2 separate regions of the Homo sapiens genome follow, and region 1 is linked to region 2. Evidence: chromatin contacts called from ENCODE Hi-C or POLR2A ChIA-PET data. All regions are on one chromosome and are shown on one strand. Each heading gives the region's core, a stretch centred on a gene start or an enhancer-like site at or near the end of the contact. The rest is flanking DNA. Distances are from core to core; before and after follow the strand shown. Region 1 overlaps SCAMP5 (secretory carrier membrane protein 5). Region 2 overlaps SIN3A (SIN3 transcription regulator family member A).

Region 1 (4,113 bases), core at 1,441-3,940, 380 kb before region 2:
ATTCATACATGACCTTGAGTCCTTCTGTGCACAGCATAGCAGGAGGCACATGATGTTCTTTCTTTCTTTCTTTTTTTGAGACGGAGTCTCACTCTGTCGCCCAGGCTGGAGTGCAGTGGCGCGATCTCGTCTTACTGCAACCTCCGCCTCCCGGGTTCAAGCAATTCTCCTGCCTCAGCCTCCCGAGTAGTTGGGACTACAAGCACGTGCTACCATGCCTGGTTATTTTTTGTATTTTTTGGTGGAGACAAGGTTTCACCATGTTGGCCAGGCTGGTCTGGAACTCCTGACCTCAAGTGATCCGCCTCGGCCTCCCTTTTTTTTTTTTTTTTTTTTTGCTTTGTTTTTTTGAGATGGAGTCTAGCTCTGTCACCCGGGCTGGAGTAGAGTGGCGTGCTCTCGGCTCACTGAAACCTCCGCCTCCCGGGTTCAAGCTATTCTCCTGCCCCAGCCTCTGGAGTAGCTGGGATTACAGGCGCCCGCCACCACACCCAGTTAATTTTTTGTATTTTTAGTATAGACAGGGTTTCACTGTGTTGGCCAGGCTGGTCTCGAACTCCTGACCTTGTGATCCTCCTGCCTCGGCCTCCCAAAGTGCTAGGATTACAGATGTGAGCCACTGAGCCAGGCCCTCCCTCTCTTTTAAAAAATAAAATAATAATGTCACTTTGGACTCATGGATTAATAATAAAAAAAATCTATGTGGGCCGGGCACTGTGGCTCATACCTGTAATCCCAGCACTTTGGGAGGCTGAGGTGGGTGGATGGCTTGAGGCCAGGAGTTCAAGACTAGCCTGGCCAACATGGTGAAACCCTGTCTCTACTAAAAATACAACAATTGGCCGGGCACTGTGGCTCATGCCTGTAATCCCAGCACTTTGGGAGGCCAAGGCAGGTGGATCACGAGGTCAAGAGATCGAGACTATCCTGGCTAACACGGTGAAACCCCGTTTCTACTAAAAAAATACAAAAAAATTCGCCAGGTGTGGTGGCGGGCACCTGTAGTCCCAGCTACTGGGGAGGCTGAGGCAGGAGAGAGGCAGAGCTTGCAGTGAGCCGAGATCACGCCGCTGCACTCTGGCCTGGGTGACAGAGCGAGACTCCATCTCAAAAAAAAAAAAAAACAATTAGCTGGGTGTGGTGGCGGGTGCCTGTAATCCCAGCTACTCGGGAGGCTGAAGCAAAAGAATCACTTGAACCCAGGAGGCGGAGGTTGCAGTGAGCTGAGATCATGCTGCTGCACTCCAGCCTGGGCAACAGAGCGCGACTCTGTCTCAAGAAAAAAAAGAGAGAAAAAAATCCACGTGGTTATTACTTTTGATAGTCTAATTGTCCCAAATTTGGTTGGTGGTAGCCCTTTCAGACTGGTTCTTGTGTCCTTTTGACTTGCCTCCATTAGTTATTGAGTACTTTCTTCTTTATGATACCACAAGATGTTCCAGGCTAACCTTGTATTTCCTTTTCCTGGCTTGGGACCAGCCATATATATTTTTAAAATTCTGTGTTCATACTGATACCTCCGCTTTGAATCCAACACCACAAGGCTCTTTCTTACCTTTCCGCGGTCTGAATTGTATCTCCTACAGTGAGAAACCACCTTCCCCAAATAATCAGCACACTGATTCATTTGCCCTCTCCTGTAGTATACGGGCAAAGCTTTAGAGTCGTCACAGCAGTACCAGCAGTAAGAGTAAACTTGCTAAAATTCATGACTTGTTTGCAGTTTCTTTTTCTTTTTTTGAGACAGGGTCTTGCTCTGCCGCCCGGGCTGGAGTGCAGTGGCGCAATCACACTTCATTGCAGCCTCGACTTCCTGAGCTCAAGTGATCCTCCCACCTCAGCCTCATGAGAAGCTGGGACTACAGGCGCACATCACCATGTCCCGCTAATGTTTTTTTTTGTTTTGTTTTTGTTTTTTTGAGACGGAGTCTTGCTCTGTCGCCGGGCTGGAGGGCAGTGGCACGATCTCGGCTCACTGCAACCTCTGCCTCCCAGGTTCAATCAATTCTCCTGCTTCAACCTCCCGAGTAGCTGGAACTACAGGCACATGCCACCACGCCCAGGTAATTTTTGTATTTTTAGTAGAGAACAGGGTTTCACCATATTGGCCAGGATGGTCTTGATCTCTTGACCTGGTGATCTACCCGCCTCGGCTTCCCAAAGTGCTGGGATTACAGGCGTGAGCTACCATGCCTGGCCATGTTTGTATTTTTTGTAGAGACGGGGGTCTTGCTGTGTTACCCAGGCTGGTCTCGAACTCCTGGGCCCAAGCGATCCATCTGCCTTGGTGTCTCAAAGTGCTGGAATTCCAGTCATGAACCACTGCACCCGGCCTGTTTGCAGTTATTTTTGCCCTTGAGGTTTATCTTTCTAGGAGAACATAGGAGAACCCAGAATTACTGTGATCAAAAGTTACTTGGGCTCTTTTTTTTTTCTTGTCTGTGAGATTGTTATCAATTTAAAGTATAGTTAGCTTGATTTGTTTTTGTTTCAGTTTTAGAGTTTGCTTTTCTTTTTGGTTTAAGTTTTTGAAATATGGAAGTCATTTTATGTGTACAAGTATATTAAAAAAACTTATTAATAAGTATATAAAGAATGGAAGTCTCTCTACTCATCGTAGCCCTTCCGTTATGTAGGTGACTATTTCATTACTTTCTGGTTGATTCTTCCTGTGTTTCTTTTGCAAAAATAAGCAAATTCATATGTGCATTCTTACTTCCCCTTTCTTACATAAGGGGTAGCATATGATTTACACTTTTTGTGCTCTGCTTTTTTTTTTTTACTTAATATATCCTGGAAAGCATTCCACAGCAGTTTACTGAGCTCATCTTTATTCTTTTTTTTTTTTTTTTGAGACATGGTTTCACTCTGTCACCCAGGCTGGAGTGCAGCAGCGAAATCTTGGCTCACTGCAACCTCCGCCTCCTGGGTTCAAGCGATTCTCCCACCTCAGCCTCCTGAGTAGTTGGGATTACAGGCTTATGCCATCATGCCTGGCTAATTTTTGTATTTTTTTGGTAGAGATGGGGTTTCACCATGTTGGCCAGGCTGGTCTCAAACTCCTGACCTCAAGTGATCCTCCTGCCTTCGCCTCTGAAAGTGCTGGGATTACAGGTGTGAGTCACCATGGCTGGCATCTTTTTTACATCTGTGTAATACTCTATTGTATGATGCACCTCGTATATTCAAATAGTCACATTTAGGTTGCTTTAAGCATTTTGCTAATGCAAATAGTGTCATGTCGAATAACGTGTGTGTTTGTCATTTCTTATATCTGGGTAAATGACTAACAGGAGCAGGATTATTAGGTTAAAAGGAAAATATATTCTTATTATCTTCTCTTCCTTTTTTTTAATATGAAAAGTATAACATACAGACTGTTGTACATCTTGCTTTTTTTAACTACTCATCTTTTTGGAGACTTTTGCATATCAGTACCCAGAGAACTGCTTCCTCTTTTTAAAATTTTTAACAGCTGCAAAGCATTTTTAAAAATAGCTGCGGAACAGTCCATTGTATGACTACCATTGGTTTAATCAGTCCCCTATTGATGGTTTCTAATCCTTTGTTATTCAAAACAGTGCCGCAATTAATGCACCTGTGTATGGGTATCATTTCCTGATTGTCTCTATCATACCCTTCTCTTCTCTTTTTGTGGTAGATGTTACTGGGTTTTTGTATCTGTATTTGATCCCATATCACAAAAGAGTCCGAAGATTGTAATTGCCCGATCTTTTAATCAGGTCCAGAAGAATTTGACTGGAATGCTAGAAGTTTGTGTGTGTGTGTGTGTGTGTGTGTGTGTGTGTGTGTGTGTGCTTTTTTTCCTTTGAGACAGTCTTGCTCTGTTGCCCAGGCTGGAGTGCAGTGGTGCAATCATGGCTCACTGCAGCCTCTACCTCCTGGACTCAAGCAATCCTCCCACTTCAGCCTCCTGAGGAACTGGGACTACAGGCACGCACCATCGTGCCTGCCTAATTTTTTATTTTTTGTAGAGATGGAGTCTCACTGTGTTGGCCAGACTGGTCTTGAACTACTGGGCTCAAGTGATCCTCCTGCCTCGGACTCCCAAAATGCTGGGATTACAGGTGTGAGCCACTATGCCCAGCCTGA
Region 2 (3,765 bases), core at 184-2,683:
ATATCAGTGGTCCATGGTAAAACTTTCCTATCTATTTAAAATAAGAACCATAGAGAACTCAGGATAATCGTACTATTTAAAATTCTAAGCATCTTTAAATAATTTTCTATAGGTCATATCTTTATTGCATTTTAAAATCATTTACAATTGGCTCTCATACATATTCTTTCTCATTTGATCTTCACAACTGCCCTGGGAAGGCAAGCTAGACAGAGAGTTGGGGCCAGTTAGGAGACAAATTTACACAATGCATCAGAAAGGTGGCTCACGCCTGTAATCCCAGCACTTTGGGAGGCCGAGGTGGGCCAATCACCTGAGGTCAGGTGTTCAAAACCAGCCTGGCTAACATGGCGAAACCCCATCTCTACTAAAAATACACAAATAGCCGGGCGTGGTGGCAGGAGCCTGTAATCCCAGCTACTTGGGAGGCTGGGGCAGGAGAATCGCTTGAACCTGGGAGATGGAGGTTGCAGTGAGCCGAGACTGCACCACTGCAAAGCTCACCGTGAGCTGGGGTGAGGAAGGGAGCCTTGGAGAATCATGAATGCAGTATCTATGTCTATATTCCCAGGCCAACTACAAAGCCTGAAACTCATTAAGTATTTAAGAAATAGCTGCTGAATTATTGCCCAGGGGTGCTCAGCTGAAGAAGGAGGGTTGGGACTAAAAGTCAAGGTTCCTGACTCCTAGCCCAATACTTTTCCAAACACATCACCTATTTTTCTGTATCTGATAGAAAGTATAGGGCTTAAGTTGTACATAAAGTTAACTCACTTTCCATACAGGCCAATCATGATTGACTATCAGTAGCTTTTGTGACAATCTTAGGAAACTAATGACTAGAAAGTTGAACGTTTCAGAGTTCCCATTCTCATGTCATGCTATTTCTATTTTGAAATAAAAATCCTTCCAAATGAAACTTTATCATCAAAATGACAGAAGTGAAAAATAGATACAAGAAGAAAGCAAAACGTTAATTTCAATATTGATTTGTCTGTTTAAAAAACTTTAAGATGATCATAACCACCAAGCCATTCTATTTTTAGGAAGACACATTCTTTTTAAGTGTTAGGAACCATGATAACTATTTATTCTTAAGTCCTAAATGACCAGTATGTGTATTAGTAGATAACTGGACACAGTGAAAGGTCAGAACGGTGACTGAGTGTGGCAGAAAGGGCAGTATCTCCAGCAACTACAGATGGATAAATAAATCACAATGAGTCCAGATAAAGGATTCTGATACAACCATTAAAATAATGCTTATGAGTACCTGATATCATGAGGAAGATTAAGATACAGTGTTTTAGGAGAAAAAAGAAAAGGTGGAAAAAAACAGATGGAAAGCATGACTTCAATCATACATACAGATGCTTCCACTTTCTACTTTCTTTTTGAGACAGAGTCTCGCTCTGTCGCCCAGGCTGGAGTGCAGTGGCATCGTGATCTTGGCTCAGTGCAGCCTCAACTTCCTGGGCTCAAGCAACCCTCCCATACCTCAGCCTCTTAAGTAGCTGGGTCTACAGGCATGTGCCACCACGCCCAGCTAACTTTTTTGTATTTTCAGAAGAGACGGGGTTTTGCCATGTTGCCCAGTCTGATCTCAAACTTCTGAGCTCAAGTGATCCACCCGCCTTGGCCTCCCAAACTGCTGGGATTACAGGCGTGAGCCACCGCCTCTACTTTATACTTTCTTGTTGAAGTAGACTGTATTACTGATTCCCCACCCATACTCTCTTTTTGGATATCTGGCCCCTCCTCGAGTCTTCAGAAAAGACAGCACTACAAATCCAGAGACAGCTACGGAACTCCCACCCCCACTGCTAAGCAGATCAGATTCTCTATCTTGCTAATTGGAGATGACAGAGAGGGTGTTCAATAGATTTTTTGAGGAGGAGCATCTGTATGGAAAGGTCTAGTAACACTGGGACCAGGGGTACTGGGAGGGCAAGCCAAAGCCTCAGAGGCTGGAGGAGCCTGGAGCACATGCCGTATGTTCATCTGCAGAGCAAAGCACAAGCATGGAGCAGAAGTCCAGAGTGAAGGCATGCAGGAGAGAAAAATCACCTCCCAGCCCAATCCTTCCATGGTGTGGTCCTATTTTGAGTTCTGTACTTGGATGTCTGTGAGGTTGCCTATTGTATTCTTAATACAAATCCCTCTTAAGCCAGCCTACAATAGGTAAGATAAATGTAATGGCTTCACTTGGCTGGAATGCAGTGGTGCAATCACGGCTCACTGCAGCCTCAACTTCCTGGGTTCAGATGATCCTCCCACCTTAGCCTCCTGAGTAGCTGGGACTACAGGCATGTGCCACCATGCCCAGCTAATTTTTTGTATTTTTAATACAAATAGTGTTTCCCCATGTTGCCCAGGCTGGTCTCCAACTCCTGGACTCAATATATCTGCCCGCCTTGGACTCCCAAAGTGCTGGTATTAGAGGCATGAGCCACCATGACCAGCCTTGACTTTGAAATATATGTTGTACATTCAGTCAGCAGTGGAATCTGAGGGAACACCAAATATGAGGAGAATGAGAGAAGAGATACCTCCAGTTAAAGGAGTTGAGAAGCTTGAAAATGTTTTAAAAAGTCACTGTAGGCTGGGCACAGTGGCTCATGCCCGTAATCGCAGCGCTTTGGGAGGCTGAAGTAGGTGAATTGCTTGAGCCCATAAGTTTGAGGCCAGCCTGGACAACATGGCAAAACTCCATCTCTACAAAAAATACAATAAATTAGCCGGTGTGGTGGCCCCTTTGGTCCCAGCTACTTGGGAGGCTGAGGTAGGAGGTCAAGGCTACAGTGAGCTGATCACACCACTGCACTCCAGCCTGGGCAATAGAGTGAGACCCTGGGTTGGAAAAAAAAAAAAAAAAAAAGTCACTGTTTTGGGGTTTTCTGGATGAAACCTGTTTCCATTAAAAAAAAAAAAAAAAAGCGGGGGGTGGGTGGAGATAGTATTTATTACTGATTCAAAATCATAACCAGATACAGTAAATAATTGTAACTATTGTTTCGAAAACCAACCTCAGAATTATTAAAAGTTAGTTTTATTGGATTTTTTTTTTAAGCTGTGCTGGTGGTATGAAAGACTTCGTTCCTAGCTGAAGCAGCAGCAAGCCTGTAATCAGCAACATAAGCACAGGGTAACTGGAGTCTGTATTTTATATAAATTTCAGGGAAGTTAAGGAAGATTAGTCTGAAAAAGTATGACTATGGGTGACTATGTATCCATCTAATGATTTCTGCCAGTTACCATCCAGACCTCTTATGGGAAGGCCTAACAACTTCTTCAACTTATTGGAAACAACTATCTGACAACTTTCCCCCAGATGTTAAGGTTCATTTATATGAAGGGCTCTTCCTCAATCCTGTGTAGATACTGTGGGAGGAGTACAGAGGCATGCACCCTTCCAAAACCAAGGCAAAAGCATGGGTACTTTGCAAAGAATTCAATATTTTAGCCCAAGAGAACATTAAGCAACAAGCTCTTTCCTTCTACAGTGGCAGTGTGGATTCTAGAATTAGAAATTGCTTTTTACAAGTTTTCACTTAAGTACTTCACCGCCTTTCTGCTGAGCTATTCTATGGAAGAGGGCTGTAGGTAGCCACGGTACCCAGGTGGAACAGCATGATCCTAAAGCCCTACTTCCACAAGGAATCGCAGTGGCCCATGGCCACGTGGTTCAACCAGCCAGCCCAGAAGATCTGCAGATGCAAGCAAAAGTATACCACATTGACCTGCACCCTGCATCTGGACCCATCT

Evidence for each region. Hi-C counts contacts between places; a loop is a spot of excess contacts on that map. ChIA-PET counts read pairs that join two places held with the same protein, here RNA polymerase II (POLR2A). Pooled maps may share reads with other maps.
Region 1: a loop to region 2 is called in a pooled map, with 2.6 times the contacts of the local background. The contact joins two enhancer-like sites. A Hi-C loop is called at or near these places in 1 of 50 pooled maps. POLR2A ChIA-PET finds 5 or more read pairs at or near these places in 2 of 52 experiments (T-cell and activated CD4-positive, alpha-beta T cell).

Annotation. Positions count from the first base shown.
Region 1 is chr15:75,005,666-75,009,778 of GRCh38, forward strand. All of the region lies in intron 1 of SCAMP5 (secretory carrier membrane protein 5), which reads left to right. Among named protein-coding and RNA genes, the nearest start is that of SCAMP5, 12 kb to the left of the region's middle. Within about 2 kb of position 2,691, at least 3 of the 41 ENCODE cell types and tissues checked have a DNase peak (open chromatin) inside an H3K27ac peak, as active enhancers do.
Region 2 is chr15:75,384,643-75,388,407 of GRCh38, forward strand. All of the region lies in intron 16 of SIN3A (SIN3 transcription regulator family member A), which reads right to left. It also overlaps the pseudogene RPL13P4. Among named protein-coding and RNA genes, the nearest start is that of MAN2C1, 18 kb to the left of the region's middle. Within about 2 kb of position 1,434, at least 2 of the 41 ENCODE cell types and tissues checked have a DNase peak (open chromatin) inside an H3K27ac peak, as active enhancers do.